2 separate regions of the Homo sapiens genome follow, and region 2 is linked to region 1. A link is a loop called in an ENCODE intact Hi-C map of the cell type or tissue named here. Cell type or tissue: IMR-90. All regions are shown on one strand. Each heading gives the region's core, and the rest is flanking DNA. Links, peaks and the distances in the headings are about the cores only. Region 1 overlaps ADAMTS20 (ADAM metallopeptidase with thrombospondin type 1 motif 20). Region 2 overlaps ADAMTS20 (ADAM metallopeptidase with thrombospondin type 1 motif 20).

Region 1 (8,618 bases), core at 3,357-5,856:
CTATCATAAGTGTTAAGTAAAAAGAAATTAAAGTTTTTGAGATCTCACTAGAAAGGAATAAAAGACAGTATTAAATTACTTAACTTTACACTGGTGTTTTTCTTTATTTTGTATTATGAATGTTATGTAAAATATGAACTAAAACTATACCATTTGTAGTTTGTCATGATTTTATACCAGCTTATTGTATTGCTATCATAATAATTTTGGGATTTAGGTTTATTCATAAACATTTATAGTCTTACCCCTTAAAGCATTTTCTTTTGTTTTTATTACAATGAATTCTAATCAGATTGTTTTACAGTACATTCCTCTGTAATCATAATAACACATTAGTGCATAATTCAATAAGAACTCTAGCATTTGTAATGAGCATCAAAGACGCTTAATCTTTTTAATATTTAAACTATTGATCTTGAAATAAATTTAGCATTTAAAGTACTGATGGCATCATATACATACCTGTTAAAAGGATGTAATATAACAAAATTACAGAATTAATATAACTCAATAAAGATGGCTTACTGATCCCCATGGTCCGGTTCTCCACTGGTTTCCTCTGACTGATGGATGGACCACCTGATTTTCATTATCTTCAAGTTTTTGAGTTAATGGCAAATTCGTGCTTAGATAATAGCTTGGCTGCACAGGGGAACTAGGAAAGTGGCTGTGTGCAGGAGGGCAGGCTGCCAGGCTACATTCCTGTTCCATCAAAGGGCGAACTTCAGGATCACAGTAATTCTCATCAATTGGCTGATGGTAGTTCATGCATAAAACTTGTCGAGTTGTTTTTCCATGGCCACAGGAAGCTGAACACTGATCAAAAATTTAGCCAATGGTAATATACAACATTAATTTATATTTAATATCAAATATATTTAAATTTTTCATTTTCTTTTTTTCTCATAAGAATACTTACGGGTGACCAATCCCCTGCTTGCCACTCTCCACAAGGGGTAAAACAGTCCCATATTTCAGCAGGTCGGGGTAAGTGGGCACAATATGATTCATCTGCTATTCTATCAAGAGCATCACGACAGCTTACATAGCGGGCTTGAGTACCTCTTCCACAAGATACGGAGCACTTTTTAAGAAATCAAATTGTATCCGGGCATTATACAGTAGTACCTCACCCATGTCCCTTTTACATAGCTGTTACTCACATTTCTAAAACATCCAGTTTCTTGAGAAATTTTAAATTATTATAGATAATATTACCTGACATCACTTCTGAGTCAAATAAAGATGGGGTAGTGAATATTCCAATCAGTTTAGATCATAAATTTCACAAATAATGTATAGTAATTTCAATAATACATAAATATAATGATTTAAAATAATGCTTAGTTATTTGCTAAAATTAAAGATACTTAAAATATTTTAGGTAAGAGAATCTTATGATATCAATAAAAATAATTTTGATATATAATATCTACTACTAAGTAACAGATAGATATAATTCCATAATTAAAATATTCAGAGAATATATGAAGCTTAAAAATACATATTCTACAAGATTTTAGCAACGTATACTCCACATACGTTAAAGCTTTCAGTGTAGAAAAACAACATGAAAATGTTTGTAGTTCAAATAAAAGCCGATACAGCCTAATACTAAATCTGATTCTCATAACAACCTGTGACGTAAGTATTATTAGTATTCCCATTTTGAAGATTAGAAAATATACTCAGAAAACTTCAATTTCTTGTCCAGAGACACAGAGCTCTTGAAAGGCAAAGGACTTAGCCATTAATTCCTAATTCTAAACCCTATACTTCTTTGATGCCATCAAAATACCTGAGAATAAATGTATACATTGTGAAATCTCTAGCAACCATTTTGTTGATGTCTAAAAGCTACCATAATAGAAACACTGTATCTATTAAAGAAATTCACTTACTGGGGTCCAAGAACCATGTCGCCATTGTGCCATCTTTTTTATGAGAACAGTTGGTAATAAAGCGGTCTCAAGTTTAGAAATAAATGAGCAAGGTGTAAGTACACAGCTCTGTTCAGAAGAAAAATGGTTCTCGTAAAACATTAATTAATGACTGATTTATACAAAATCTAATACTTCACTTCTTCTGTATGTCTCAAGAACCGTTCCATACTAAATTAGAAATTGGTAATATGAATGTTTTCATTTTCAAAAGCACTAACTACAGTATCGTCAAGTGTCAATAGTGGATAATGACTGAATCCTAAAGTTTGGACCATTCTGTTTGATTGCTGAAAAGGAAAAGAGCTTCAGTCCTTTAAAAATACTGCTCAGCTAAAACATTCTGAACGGACACAAAACTCTACCTTAAAAAACACAATACACTTTAGGAGTTCATGATATTTATAATAATAGATATAACCTTCTTCTTCAGTTCAAAGAATGGAAATTCACAAGTTAAATGAGTGAGCCCTTAGCAGATAAAGAGTAAAAAAAAAAAAAAAATTCATTGATAAAGCTACAAAGCTGGCAAAACCAAGAACAACAAATTCTATTTTTTTGCCTCTCTCTCACACATACACGTGTTTAAGGCATACAAGTTTAAGTGGAAAAAAATAAGTAAAGAAATAATTTTAACACATCAATAATCTTTCTGTCTCATAAATCTTTTTGTTTGTAAACCATGATTCTTTTTACCTGTCTGTCACTGGGGCGACTAGCTTCATGGCATTCTGTGTCCTCTAACACTGCACTAGCTAGCTCATTGACACATTTAACATCTCGCATCTGATACCCATGTCCACATGTGGTTGTGCACTGAAAGAAGAATATAGATATTAAAAAAACATTGTTTCCCAAAAGTTACACAAACTTCTATTTTCTTAATGAATACCCTGTTAATAATATACTTTTAATAATCTTTTTATCAATCCTTTATACTAGATTTAAGACTTAAAAAGAGCAAATTCAATAAATATGCATATTTATTCAAATTAAGTAAATACCAAATATTGAAGTTAACCAAACTGTACAACAATTAATGTATTCTGAAAAGTTGTCATATAAAAATATAAATAGAGGCCTGATATTTTAGAAAGCAGTCAATATGATTTAAGGAAACTAAATATTTTTCAAACACCACCTAGTGTATGCATGTCATTTAATATACTAAGTAAATTTTAAAGAGACAAAGAAGGAACAGCATATAAAGTTAAAGGGAAAATGAGAGAAGGCTTCCTGTCAACTGTGGCAACCTCTACAGAATAATAAGCTACTCCATCCTCATCCAGCCTGATCATTGCTCATCCTGCAGACTCCTAGCTGCCTGTTCAGCAAAACGTCTAAACGATGCCTATCCTAAAAACAATAAAGATATCAATGCAGACACAGAGATGAAAATATTTATAATCTAAATAAAGCTGATAAAAGCATAAAGTCTGTAGCATTTTGGTTAACAAAAGGGAATTTAAAAGCAAAGCTGAAATATTTATTACAGAAAAATTAGCAGTACTATCAACATGTTACACATAAAGATTCACATTTCAGGGTTGCTGTTGTTTTTTAATAAACCAAGCCAAATTCCATTGCATCCACTAAGGGAGGAGTAAATATAACACAACTTTTGTGCTATTCTGTAAAGATAGATCAAATTAGAAAAACCCATATCATATACTCACAGGACCCCATGGTCCTACTTGCCAGGAAGCACATGTATGAAGTTCACATGGACTCAGAGATTCAGGTTTGGTACTTGAATTACAGAAGCCATCACTCAAGTGATCTACATTCAGCTGACACCATACCTGCCGCTGCTTTGTTCCTTTACCACATGTAACAAGGCACTGTAAGAATAAAACTGATCATTATTTATTTGCAGCATTAGTCAACACAAATGCCTTAAACTGATGCAATGATCAATTTGCATATAGAAATACAGTTGAAAAACCATTCCCAAATGCATTTTCCCTCACTCCACCAGAGATATTCACTGGGTAAAATCAGCCTGCCCCTAACTTCTGCTGCCCAAGTCCCACTGAAACATCCATTTATCCTAGAAACAAAGGTGCAAAACTAACCTTAGAATAAGTATTCATCCCAGGCTGCTGTGGACCCTGGCACTTTCTTATGCAAAGGGTTATAGATTAAATATCAGTTAGTGTTATTACTAGTCAGATACTGTAAATAGTATAAAGACAAACTATCTTGTATATTTCTTTTTTTTTTTTTGAGACAGATTCTCACTCTGTCACCCATGCTGGAGTGCAGTGGCCAATCTCAGCTTACCGCAATCTCTGCTCATTGATACTCCACGTCCCAGACTCAAGCAATCCTCCCACCTCAGCCTCCCGAGTAGCTGGGACCACAGGTGTGTGTCACCACATCCAGCTAAATTTCACTATGTTGCTCAGGCTGGTCTTGAACATCTGAGCTCAAGCAATCCACCCACCTCAGTTTCCCAGAGTGCTGGTATTACAGGCATGAGACACTGTGTGCCTGGCCTGTCTTATAAATTTCTGACAGCTTTGATAATAGTTATTTACAAAATGATGAAATAAATTTAAGCACTTTTAAATTTTGTAAAGTCTTAGATTACAAAGCTTTACTAACACAATATTTTAATAGTTCCAAGCATCATGTGTTTAATGTACCTCGCTCCATTCACTAGCAGCCCAACTGGGACAGGAAAATTCATTGCAATTCTCTCTCGTCACTCGGGACAGTTCTTGGCATTCATTGTCAGCAAGACGATGGCCAAAGTTATTCATACAATAAGATTCTCGAGACCTTTCCCCTCCTCCACAACTCCTGGAACACTGATTAAAAAAAAAAAAGTGGTAACTAATGGAAAAAAATCAGATTTTCAACAAAATTATACTTCAGAGTAACATAAATACGTAATTAGAAAGAAAGGGGCAACTTTTTTTAAGCAATCATTTTTATTGTACCTGAGACCATTCTGAATAATGCCATCTTGTGAAGACACAGTTACCATGGCATAGTTCTTGGGTAGGAGGTTTAAGCTGGTCACCACAGTAGTGGTCATCAACTTGAACAGTCTGTCCTTCATGAATGGAATACTTCATGCAATGGATGTCCAAGGTTCTATATCCTTGACCACATTGGGATGAACATTCACTTTTGCCAATAACATGCCACCTTGAAAAAAGATGTTACTATACTTAGGAGGTATATTACATAATTTAAAAACAGATTCAGAGACACTCATGCATTCAGTTTTTAAAATCCTAAAAGTTGATAGACAAACCACCAAAAAACAAAACCAGTCTGCAGCCAGGAAGCCAGCATTATACTACTGACCTCATGCCAGCACTTGGTGGTAGCTTTGGAGGTGCGTCCAAGGAACCCCAAGCTTCCTCAAAAACCTCTGAAAACAACTGGTTTAGATTATGATTACCCAATTACTTAGTGGCAGATTTAAGATAATAACTGAACATATCTGACTGCCAATCAGATAGTTTATCCCTATGCAATCCTCTATAAGTATTTCGATTTTATGACCAGGGAACGTCTAGGAATTTGACTACATCAATAAAAATAAAGCATTTAAAAAGTTAACTAGTTTTTGCAAAGTACACTACACTTTCTCATTCATTCCTGTAATCTATATTTAGACATGTTTCCAGGTAAAACATGTCTTCCACAAGTAAAAATGTTAGTTATAGCCAAATTATCCCAATTGTAGTCTAGCATTCATCAATGTGAGGGCACCAGTATAACAAAACACAGAATTCACAGAATTCATTTCCGTCCCTAATAGCATCTCAAGAATTTCACTGTGCTTCCTTTTACTACTATGTAGTGGATGCAACTTATATAGGCAGTTCTACTACTGTGCTTCTGCTATGCCTTCAACCAACATCATAAATATATAGAAATTCTCATCAAGTGAAAGAGGTTCTGGCCATACCTGAATGTTAAATGGCACCTGCTACAATGCTAAAAATAAATGTATAAATATGATAGATGGACTCATTGTATACCATGTCACTACAAGACCAATCACGCACACACACACATGCACACACAAACACACACACACACACACACACACACACACACACACACAAACCAAATAACAAGAAATTTAAATTAGAAGTATAAACTTGCTGTCATGATCTAGGATCAATTTCCCTAAAGTTTAATGGACAAAATACTGATAGAATGTCAAGGAAATCAATCAATTTGATTTCTCCAAACTTCAGAAGTTTACTGGTTCATTAATTCCGTGGAAAGTAAAGAATCATGCTAAAAAATTTATTGTTTCAGATCTTTAAACCATCCATTTTCAGATAACAGTTTACTTGTATTTATTTTACAGACAAAATTACAATCTTTTTCTACATAAAATATTGAGGCCTATATACTGGTATTCAGAAAATACTATGAATGAAAATTCAAATCAATTATGTACTGAGTTTTACCATAAAATAGTGAGCCTGAAATTTTTTCATGGCATGGCAGATGATGAGTAATAATTGCATGTCCATGCTGTGTCAGTCACTGTGTTAGACATTTTAATCTTAGCTCACTTATTAATCTGGTTATATTACATATTATTTCTCTTTTACCTTAGTTCACAGTCTGTATTGCAACTTTGAGTAACAAATGATGGAAGTGGCAAGTGGTCACATTCTTTATCAGACACAACACTATGATCACTCTTATGTATGCAAGTTATGTTTCTTCGCTGAAGACCTTGGCCAAAGTCAAATGAAAATAAAAAATGAAAGAAAAATTCACAGTTAGATGTTCCATAATTATGTAATTCTGCTAATAGCTTAAAGGAGCCAGCTAAGCAAGTAAAAATTTCCAATGCAACATACAGGATATACTAGTATATTAATCTAATGAGGAATGACTTTTATAATAAGTAAGCTGAATCCTGAATGACTGAAAGTTTGCTTAATGAAGAGATGTACAGAAGATGGGACAGGCATTGGAGTAAAATGAAATTCACTATAGTGGGATAGAGTGGTTGTTGGTGAATAATTGAGTAGCTAAGGACAGCACTGTTGCTATACAGTACACTATATTACTGTCATCCATCAGCTACCTCAGCTACCTCCCATTTTCCCATAAGAGGATTGCACATCTCTATTGCTGCAATGTTATAGTAACTTCCTGTAGGGGAAGAACTCTTTCCTGTTGATTGGCATCAGGCTTTTTATCAACCGACTGAAAAGGAACGTGACCTATTCCAGTCCCACCCAGCTCTCTTTCCTTTTTCCCTCTGCCTCCAGAACATCATTTCCCAGATACAGCTGATCTTTCAGCCTGGAATCATGGAAAAAAAAGGCATAGACAGGCAATAAAAAGATCAGTGTCTGTCACCAGTTGTGGGGGAAGGAAGGAAGAATAAATAGATGAAGCAAAGAGATTTGTAGGGCAGTGAAACTACTATGTATGATATTATATTGGTGAATACATGTCACTATACGTTTGTCAAACCATAGAATTTACAACACAAATAGTAAACTCTAATGTAAACTATGGACTTTAATTAATAATAATGCATCAAAATTGGCTCATCAATTGCACAAATGTGCCACATTAATGCAAGATGTTAATAATAGAGGAGTGTGGAGGAGAATGGCAGAGGGAAGAAAGATGAATATGCAAACTTTCTGTACTTTCTACTCAATTTTTCAGTAAACCTAAAACTTCTCTAAAAAATAAAGTCTAGGCCGGGCGTGTTGGCTCACACCTGTAATCTCAGCACTTTGGGAAGCTGAGGCGGGCGGATCACGAGGTCAGGAGATCAAGACCATCCTGGCTAACAAGGTGAAACCCCGTCTCTATTAAAAATACAGAAATCAGCCAGGCGTGGTGGTGGGTGCCTGTAGTCCCAGCTACTCGGGAGGCTGAGACAGGAGAATGGTGGGTGAACCCAGGAGGCAGAGCTTGCAGTGAGCCGAGATCGCACCACTGCACTCCAGCCTGGGCAACAGAGTGAGACTCCATTTCTAAAAAAAAAAAAAAAACAAAAAAATAAAAATAAAAATAAAATAAAAAAAGTCTATAAAAAAAAAAAACATGGATACAGATACCAAGTTGGAGTAGACCCATAGCCAATTAGCAGCCAAAACATGACATGAGCAATAAATAAACCTTTATTGTTCCAAGCCATTAAGATTTGGTGGTTTGCATGCAGGATAACTACAGCAAAAGCAAACTAAGAGAAGTGGTCATAACTGACCAGAGTCATTTGAACTTTATGCTTTCTGCAATGAGGAGACAGTAAAGAGTTTAAGCAGTCAGTGACATGAACAAATTTCTGTTTTATCAAAGTTCAACTTTGTGCTTCCAGTTAACTAAACATGATTATATACGTTATCTCTGCTCCTTTCTCAATATCTTTTGAAATGACTATGAGAAATTCTGAAAACGCATAAACGTAAAAGAAGAAAAAAAGGAAAAGAAAAAAAACAGCAAGGAAATGAAATTTTGAATATGAAAAGTAGATGGAAATAACTATTTAACAGAGCCAAGGAATTGGAACCTAAGCCTGCAAAGTGGGAAAGTAAATAAGCAACAAATCATTCATGACATAGAACCCAAGAGAGGCCCAGGAATGGAAAACACCAGGTTCCTCTGACAGGGCGAATGTGTGAGGGGTAGGCCTGAAATAATAAAGAATTAATTGAAAAGTATTTTAAA
Region 2 (8,618 bases), core at 4,314-6,813, 62 kb before region 1:
CACCAACATATGCATAAAAGAAGCATCAAAAGGACAGAAGAATTAAAAAGAGCAGAGAATATATTTGAAGAAATAATGACTGAAAATTTTCCAAAATCAGTGGTATATATTAAAATAATGACTGAAAACTTTCCAAAATCAGTGAAACTTATTAATTTACCCATCCAAGAAGCTTAGTGGACTCCAAGCCAAGTAGACACAAAGAGATGCACATCAAATATGACACAGTAAAGACATTGAAAGACAAATGCAAAGAGAAAATCCCCAAAAACACCAAGAGAAAAAGGACCACATCCATGGAACCCAATAAGATAAACAGCTGACATCTATTACCTACTTAGAAGTCAGACAGCAGTGTGATGACATATTCAAAGTGCTGAAAATAAAAAACTGTACATCAATAATTTTTAATAAGCAAACCTATCATTCAGAAAGGAAGGCAAAATAAAGACACTCCTAGATAAACAAAACTGAGAGGACTTCTTGCTAGCACATCTACTTTACAAGACATACTAAAGGAAGTTCTTCAGGCTGAAATCAAGTAACATCAGACATTAATACAAATCAACTTAAAAAATCAAGAGTGCTGATAAAGTTAATTATGTAGATAATTATAAAATACGCTATAATTGCATATCTCTTCACTTTTCTTATTTTAACTGATTTAAAAGCAATCGTATAAACCAAGGTGTATATAAGTATATTATTGACCTGTAATATATAGACATGTAATATATTTGACAATAATGGCACAAATAAGACAGATGGAAGCAAAGCTGTTTTAGAGTTAGGAAATGACACAAGACGATAAGTCAAATCCACAGGAAGAAATAAAGAGAACCAGAAATACTAAATGAGAAGGTTTACGTAACAAACTCTATGAATATACAATTGCTCTATCTTCTCTCATATTATCTAAAAGACATAAAATTATTTAAGTTAATATAATACCAATATGTTGCAAGTTTGTTGCCTTTATAAATGGTATATGTATAACAAACATAGCAGAAAAAGAGAAGAAATAGGTCATTTATAGTAGTACTGTCTTTATATTTCACTGGAAAGAGAGGAATGTTCAATAGTAAAATGTAAAGTACATTCTGATAAGATATATATTGTAAGCCTTTGAATAACCACTAACAAAGCAATTCAAAAATAATGAAAAAACTGAGGAAATTAAAATGTTACACCAGAAAACATTCACTGAATAAAAAGAAAGCAGTAAGGAGGAACAGTTGAACAAAGACAACATGAAACATATAGAAAACAAAAAGTAAAATGGCAGATGTAAATCCAGACATAGCGATAGTGATGTTAAAAAAATCCAATCAAAGGCAGTAATCCAACAAAATACTCTATAAGAGACATTCTTAAGAGCCAAAGATATAAATAAGTTGAAAGTAAAGGGATGAAAATATATATAGCAATTCTAACAGAGCTGGAGTGGCCACACTAGTATCAGATAAATTAGCCTTTAAAACAAAAACATTACTGTAGATAAAGAAGAATATTTTATAATAATAAAAAGGTCAATATGTTAGGAAGTTATGACAGTTATATATTCGTGTACAACAAAATCTCAAAATAAATGAAACAAAACAAAATACATAAAAGATTGAATTGAGAAACAGACAATTTAAAAATAATAGTTGCAGAGTTTCAGCAGATAGAACTAAGCAGAAGATCAACAAGAAAGAAAGAGTTGAACAACAATATAAACCAATAAGGTCTGTAGTCTATAGAACACTTCACCCAACAACAACAGAATGCACATTCTTCCCAAGAATGTATTGAATGTTTTCCAGGACAAACTATATGTTATGACATAAAATAAGCCTCAATAAATTTAGTGGATAAAATAACACAGAGCGTGTTTTCCAGTCACAATAAAGGTTGAAATCCAAAAAAAGAAAATTTGGGAAATTTACAAATATGCGGAAATTAAACTCCACACTCTTAAATAACCAATATACCAAAGACCTAACTATAGATAATAGAAAATAAAATAAATGAAAGGAAACACAACATACCAAATATTTTGGGATGCAACAAAAGAATCGATTAAAGGAAAATTTATGACTACAAATGCCTATATTAAAAAGGAAAAATAATCTCAAATCAATAATCTACCCTTCTACCTTAAAACACTGGAAAAAGAAGAGCAGAGGATTGTAAGGGAATACTATGAACAATGTGTGACAACCAATTAGTCAACTTAGATAAAACAAACAAATTCCTAGGGAGACATAACTACCAAAACAAATTCAAGAACAACAAAAATTTGAATACATCTATAATAAATAAAGAGAGTAAATTGGTAATTAAAACAACTTTCACGAAGAAAAGCCCAGGCTCAGATGGCTTTGCTGGTAAATTCTACCAAACATATAAAGAATAATTTTTTTGCAAACTCTTCCCAAACAGTACAAGAGGAAAAAACACGTCCCGCTACATTCTATAAGGCCACTATTTCTGTGATACCAAAATGAGACAGATATCACAAGAAAAAAAATGATACAACAATTTCTACTACAAATATGAATGAAATATTCTCAAAAAATAGTAGCAAACCAAATTTAGCAATATATGAAAATAATTACATCCCATGACTAAGTGGGATTTATCACAGGAACGCAAGGTTGTGTTTCAACATATAAAAATAAATCAGTGTGGTAACACTCTATCAATCCAGTAATGGACAAAAACCACAGGATCTTCTCCACAGAAAATCCAGCATCCTTTCATAATAACACTTAAGCTAGAAACAAAAGGCTGTGTCCTCAACCTGATCAAGGACATCTAGAAAATACTCCTAGCTGACATACTTAACATACACATGAAACTAACATACTTACTGCTGAAGGACTGAATGCCTTTTGCCTAATATTGGAAAACAAGGATGTTCACTCTTGCCACTTTTATTCAGTATTGTAATAGAAGATGTAGTCCGCACAATAAAACAAGATAAAGAAATTAAAGATATCTAGATTGAGGAGGAAGTAAAATTATCTTTATTCACAGATGACATCACTGTGTATAAAGAAAATCCTAAGTAATCTACTGTTACAACTAATAAATGAGTTCAGCAAAGTTGCAGAATTCAAGATCAATCCATACAAATATAGGCAAAAATTGATTATTTATTTGGGCCCCAGATTTGGGTTCTCCTTACCAACCACTCTACCTGTCAAAGCCTTCTTAATGTTGAGCTGGAACCTACTGCCCTATTAATGCCTCTGGAGGAACACAAGCAACCTCACTCCTCTTTCATGGTAGTTCTTTAAATATGTAAAGATCGTTACCATTGTCTCTCACTCTTTTCCTGGCTACCTTCTCCATTTTCCTTAGTTGACATGATTCAAACCCTTCTTTCTTTCCTGTGATCTCCTCCTACTCCTAAATAGATTGAAAATGATGTTTTACAGACAGAAATTTTAAAATAACTGTAATGTTCCAGTGTCAAATAAAAATAAATCCTTCAGTCTTGCTATTTTGTTTTGGAACCTTACGATTATATTAGGTTGTTTATAAATCACTCCCTGACCTAAAGGAGTCATACTGAACTCATGCTGGGCGAAGAAACACCTATGTCTTTTTCATGTAACATCACCACTTTCCGTTTGAGTTTCTGGACCTAAGTTAAGATGTATAGATTTATTCAGGTTCTTACTCATTTTAGCCTGTAGTTCTAGTGTCTCTTGATCTCCTTTAAGTTCTCTAACAGAAAATGTCCTCTCTTCCTAATATAAGCGTAACTTAGATGTCATATAATGAAAATTATAAATGGAATAGTCTAAGAAGAGACTATGACAAACTATTAACTACTTCTCTTCAAAATGATATCAATATAGTAATTACCACTTGTCTTAGGTAGTAGATTTGATTCATATATTCAATTAGCAATGAGTCACCTAAAAGTGCTATATTCATCTAGCTTACAATTCTTCATCTATCATAAAAATGTTCTTTTCATTATCTATGTAAAATCTCTAGTTAATAATGTGAGAGAATATTTTCTTCTAGGAAAACATGCTCTGTATTGGAAATCATGGAAATGACATAAGAGCATGTGAAGAGAACTCTAGAAATAAAGGATAAAAGCGAGAATAAAAATATGAAAATGTATTCAATATACATTTTATTGATAACAGACTGTCATTTGGAGGACGTTACAGACCCAGGAAGCTAATAGAACTGATGTCAGCAGAAGTGTATGAAAGTCACATGCTTGTGATCCGTTCCTTTGCCTTTTGACAAATATCTATTCATTTCCATGGACTAAACGGAAAGATGAAGAAACTGATAACACATTATGGAAGAAGAAATAGAATCTGTTTAAAATTATTGTTATGCCTTTTAAACAAACCCAAAATTGGCAAAGATGCTTTTCCTCCAAAGGTTATCTATAACCTTTGAAACAAAGCGCATATGTGAAGTTTTGCATTTCTATTTACTTATGTTTCTTGCAATATTCTGGTTAAAAAAATGAATGAAGAGAAGCTATAATTTTTTTCACAAAGAAAGAAAATTAATCAAACAAATATGAAATACCTGTGGGCATCTGAAAGCACTGTAGCAATCTCCAGCTGTGGCAAATGGAACTGCATTTCCAAATATTGTTTTGGAAAAAAGAAGGTCCGTAGCTAGAAAATAATAAATAAAACTCTTTAGCATGGAGACAATAATGCAATCGTTGTTGTCAAACACAGAGTTTTCTTATTACTTACTTAGTAAATATACATATTTATATATTAATTTTAAAATTTTAAGCACAAATGCCACAATTCTGGTATATATCATAGAATAAGCTCTCATTGAACAAATTTTGTTTAATATAAAAATGTTCATATCATAAATTGCCCTAACAAAGGGCAAGCACATTTGTAATTAAACAGAAGAGTTAAAACGAAATAAATGCATTATTACATTTGAAGTCATAGAATATCTGAAATAGGTAAAGTGGGGTCAGGAGCAAAATCACTGGAGAAAAAAGGGTTATGTAAACATAAATGACAAAACAATAAAATTGAATGCTTATAAACAGCACATACAAAAATTCATTTAGGTAATTCAAAATCTCTCCACAAAAAAGTATGCCATTTTCTTTTTTTCGTGTCTTATTGCATTATGTTATTCTTTTTATTTTTTTCAAACTTACTTTTGCTAACAGTGTTAGCAAAATTTCCTGACTGGTAATAATGCTGAAGAGTCTACATAAAGTATCAAAAATAGAGCCATTGGATTAAAACAGGCTGGAAGGAACACTAAAAGTCAGCTGCTTCAATCACCTATTCATGTTTGAATCAAATATTATCCCAACCAAATCATCTAGCCAGTGGCTGTCACCTCCACTATGTATTCCAAATCTCTTCACTTTCAAGACTGCAAAATCACTGCATGTCCCAGGATGACATCAGTCCTTCAGAGGCAATTCCCAAAGGTAGCATTTCTGGAAATATTTGTCATATCTCCAAAGGGCAGTTTCAAAAACCAGGAAGCTCTCCATGGTTTACCAGAGCCAGCTTGTACCAAATAGTGAGAGCCAACTCTGTGCATTTCTTCCCAAGCCCAGGTACAATGAGGTCATGTTGGTAGCTCATGATTGGTCAGGGTGGGAATACATACACCATGTATATATTAGTGCCTGACACCACAAATCAGACTTTTTCTTCCCTGGATAACTGGTCGTCATTCATCTGCACACCACTATTTATTTGTGGCATTTGTGGATTATGCTGGGGCAGAGCAGAGACACAACTTTCAAAGCATCTATTGTTACTAACTCCAAAAGCATGTCAGTCAACAGCCAGTTTCATCAGCCAATTACACAATGATGACTCATAAGTATATATTCCAGTCCACCTGACTCTGATGAGTTACAGAACATATATCAAATTCCTATTGGGCATCATTACTTGGATGACCTACAGATATCTGTAATTTAACATGTTCAAAGCTAAATGCATTATCTTTTTCTCCAAATTTATTTGCCCTGCTCTATTTCCCATTTCACTAAACTGTACTACCATCTGTCTTGTTATTTTAGAAACCTTTCTAAATATTCCATGTCACTAATTCTCACACCCCTTCTATCAGAAAATCCTGTAGTGTCTACCTCTTTAATATTTCTCAAATAGGTATCCTAACCCATGTTCCCAGTACTCATCACTTTTTATCTGAATTGTTACATTCGCTTCCTAATCATTTTTCATGGATACAATCTGTTCTGCCTCCAACCAACTCTATTCCTTCCCCTGCTTATGCCTTTATGCCTTTATTCCAATGGTTCCTATAACTTGCAAGATAAAATTCAATTGTATAGTTTAGTATGCACTGTTCTTCATGATCTGCTCCCTGCGAACTTTTCTAATAAGCTACCATCCCCCAACCTACATTTGATTTATGTTAGACAAAACTAGACTGCTTTTTATTCTCTGATATCGCCAAAATGCTTCTCCCTTCCATGCTTTTGTTCATGCTTCTCCCTCCTCCTAAAACTCATTTTTTTGCCTCTTTTGTTAACTCAAAGTTGTCTTGAGATTGTTCAAACTATCTGTTCCTATAAACCTCTTGAGAAAAGCGAGGACTTTTAATTCAACAGATACTTATTTACAATATATTTTGCATTGGGCAGTATTATAGATATTGCGAACACAACAGTGGGTGAAACAGAGGCCAATGGAACCTGAGTCTTACCAGGAAGAGACAAGTTATAAAACAAATATTACAGTATGTTAGGGGTGATACTTGCTATGGAAAGAAAATAAAGCAGATAATAGAATGGGGAGGAAGAGAATTTAGTGGTGGAGAGTGGTTCTGGATGGTCTTATTTAGAAGATAAATTTCAGCAGAGACCCAAAAGAAATGAAGGGGTAAACCACACAGACAGCTACAGATGAATGTTCCCGGCAGATGGAACAGTAAGTGCGAAGGCCTTAAGATGGGGGCATGCCTGGTGTGTTCAAGGAACAGCAAACAGGCCACTGTGTCTGTAGTAGGAGTGATCATGGGGCTCAGGGCAGCAGAAAACTGAGAGGGAATAGAGGTGGAAAGGTCATGGTGACTCTTGTTGACCAGTGAAATGCACAATTTTGTCCATAACAGCATGCACATTGAAAATTCACCTGACAGAAGTTGATGATGAATTACATGTGGGTGTGGAAGAAAGGTAGAAGTTGAAGATGTTGCTAGGTTTTAGCTAGACTAAGTAGAATATTATTGGTGGCATTTACTGCAGTGGTAAACATTTGGGTTTGACAGCAGGTTTGGCAGGAAATGTTAGAAGTTCAGTTTTGGATACATTGAGTTTGACATGCCTATTAGACATTCATATGAATATGCTGAGTAGACAGTTGGATTTTGGAGGTTAGGGTAGCAATCCAAGCTGGAAATGTGCATTTGGGACTGTCATTTAATAGATGGTACTTGAAATCTATAAATTTAATGAGATTCCCAAATAACAACTGAATCCTATAGCTCCTCAACATTCAGAGTTGTAGAAGATGAAGAATAACTTGCCAAGTCGAGAAACAGTGAGAAAGACAGGAGAAAGAGTGGTCAAGAAAGACACAAAACCATTAGAGGATGGTGTCCTGGGATCCAAATGCTGCTGATGCATCATGTAAGATGGAAAACAAGACTTTATCATTGAATTTAAGGAAACAGGTTATTGATGACTTTGATAAGGACTGTTTCCTGGAAGTGACATGAATAAGAGATTGATTAGAGTATAGCATGGGGAAAGAGAATTGGAGAGTGCAGATTATAACTCATTTAAGAAATTTTACTATAAATGAACACAAAGAAACTGGTCAGTGGCTGGCTGGAAAGGTAGAGGTCAAGATGATTTGCTTGTGATTATGACGAAAGAAATAAAATGTTTCTCTATGAAGAATTTAAATGATTCAGCAGCAGAATTGAGGATGTGAGAGAGATTAGGAAATATGCTGAAATAACGTTCTTGAGTAGGTACAAGGCACTGAGCCTAGAGGACAAGGAGCAGGATTTGCCTTGGATGGGAGCATGAAGAGTTCATCCAGAGTAAACAGGAGAAAGCAAGGAGATAGGTAAAGATTCAGGTAGGCTGGTAGATGTGGCAGTGGGAACTTGAGCAATTCCCTTCTGATTCTTATTTTCTCAGTGAAATAGCGAGCAAGATCACCAGCAGTGAGTTAGTAGAGTGGAGGTATTAAAAATTTTGAAATTTGAAGCTACAGGAGAAGGTATAAGTTAGACATTTAGAAAAGTAGGAGAGAGAATGGACTAGGGAAGTGCAGTAGGATTATTTGGCAGTGCCATGGATCCGTGTAAGCTTAGTACTCATGTGTTTAAAATGGTATCAGTCAGAAGGGCTGTGTATTATTTGCCACATTCAGTTTTATGCTGCAAGCACAGAATGGGTGGAGATTTAATTTAATCAAGGCTGGATTTTTACCATGCAAGTTTAAGGAAGAAAAAGAGAGGAGAAACTGTATATATTTGACATTGCATGCTTGCATGCTCTGGGCCCAGACCAATGCCTGGCAAAATGGCAGCTTTGTTAAAAAGCAGTCTAGTTAACAGCAAATAAGCTATTGAGTGTCTATTAGAAACTTAGAGCGCTAATAACATACTTATAA

The links. Hi-C counts contacts between places; a loop is a spot of excess contacts. Peaks named below come from ENCODE experiments on the same cell type or tissue, not always from the same donor. Only the 100,000 strongest peaks of a DNase experiment are listed, where the experiment ranks them.
Region 2: it touches region 1 in a loop (2.1-fold over the local background); 4 of 110 quality-filtered maps call a loop at or near these places.

The regions. Positions count from the first base shown.
Region 1 is chr12:43,427,716-43,436,333 of GRCh38, forward strand. ADAMTS20 (ADAM metallopeptidase with thrombospondin type 1 motif 20) reads right to left here. Exons shown (of 39, transcript NM_025003.5): 19 at 6,530-6,656; 20 at 4,886-5,096; 21 at 4,589-4,753; 22 at 3,617-3,781; 23 at 2,637-2,756; 24 at 1,902-2,009; 25 at 920-1,084; 26 at 526-816. Among named protein-coding and RNA genes, the nearest start is that of ADAMTS20, 120 kb to the right of the region's middle. In IMR-90, for the core only: no CTCF peak of the experiment used is centred there; no DNase peak of the experiment used is centred there.
Region 2 is chr12:43,364,739-43,373,356 of GRCh38, forward strand. ADAMTS20 (ADAM metallopeptidase with thrombospondin type 1 motif 20) reads right to left here. Exons shown (of 39, transcript NM_025003.5): 37 at 4,552-4,643. Among named protein-coding and RNA genes, the nearest start is that of ADAMTS20, 180 kb to the right of the region's middle. In IMR-90, for the core only: no CTCF peak of the experiment used is centred there; a DNase peak (open chromatin) is centred at 5,803.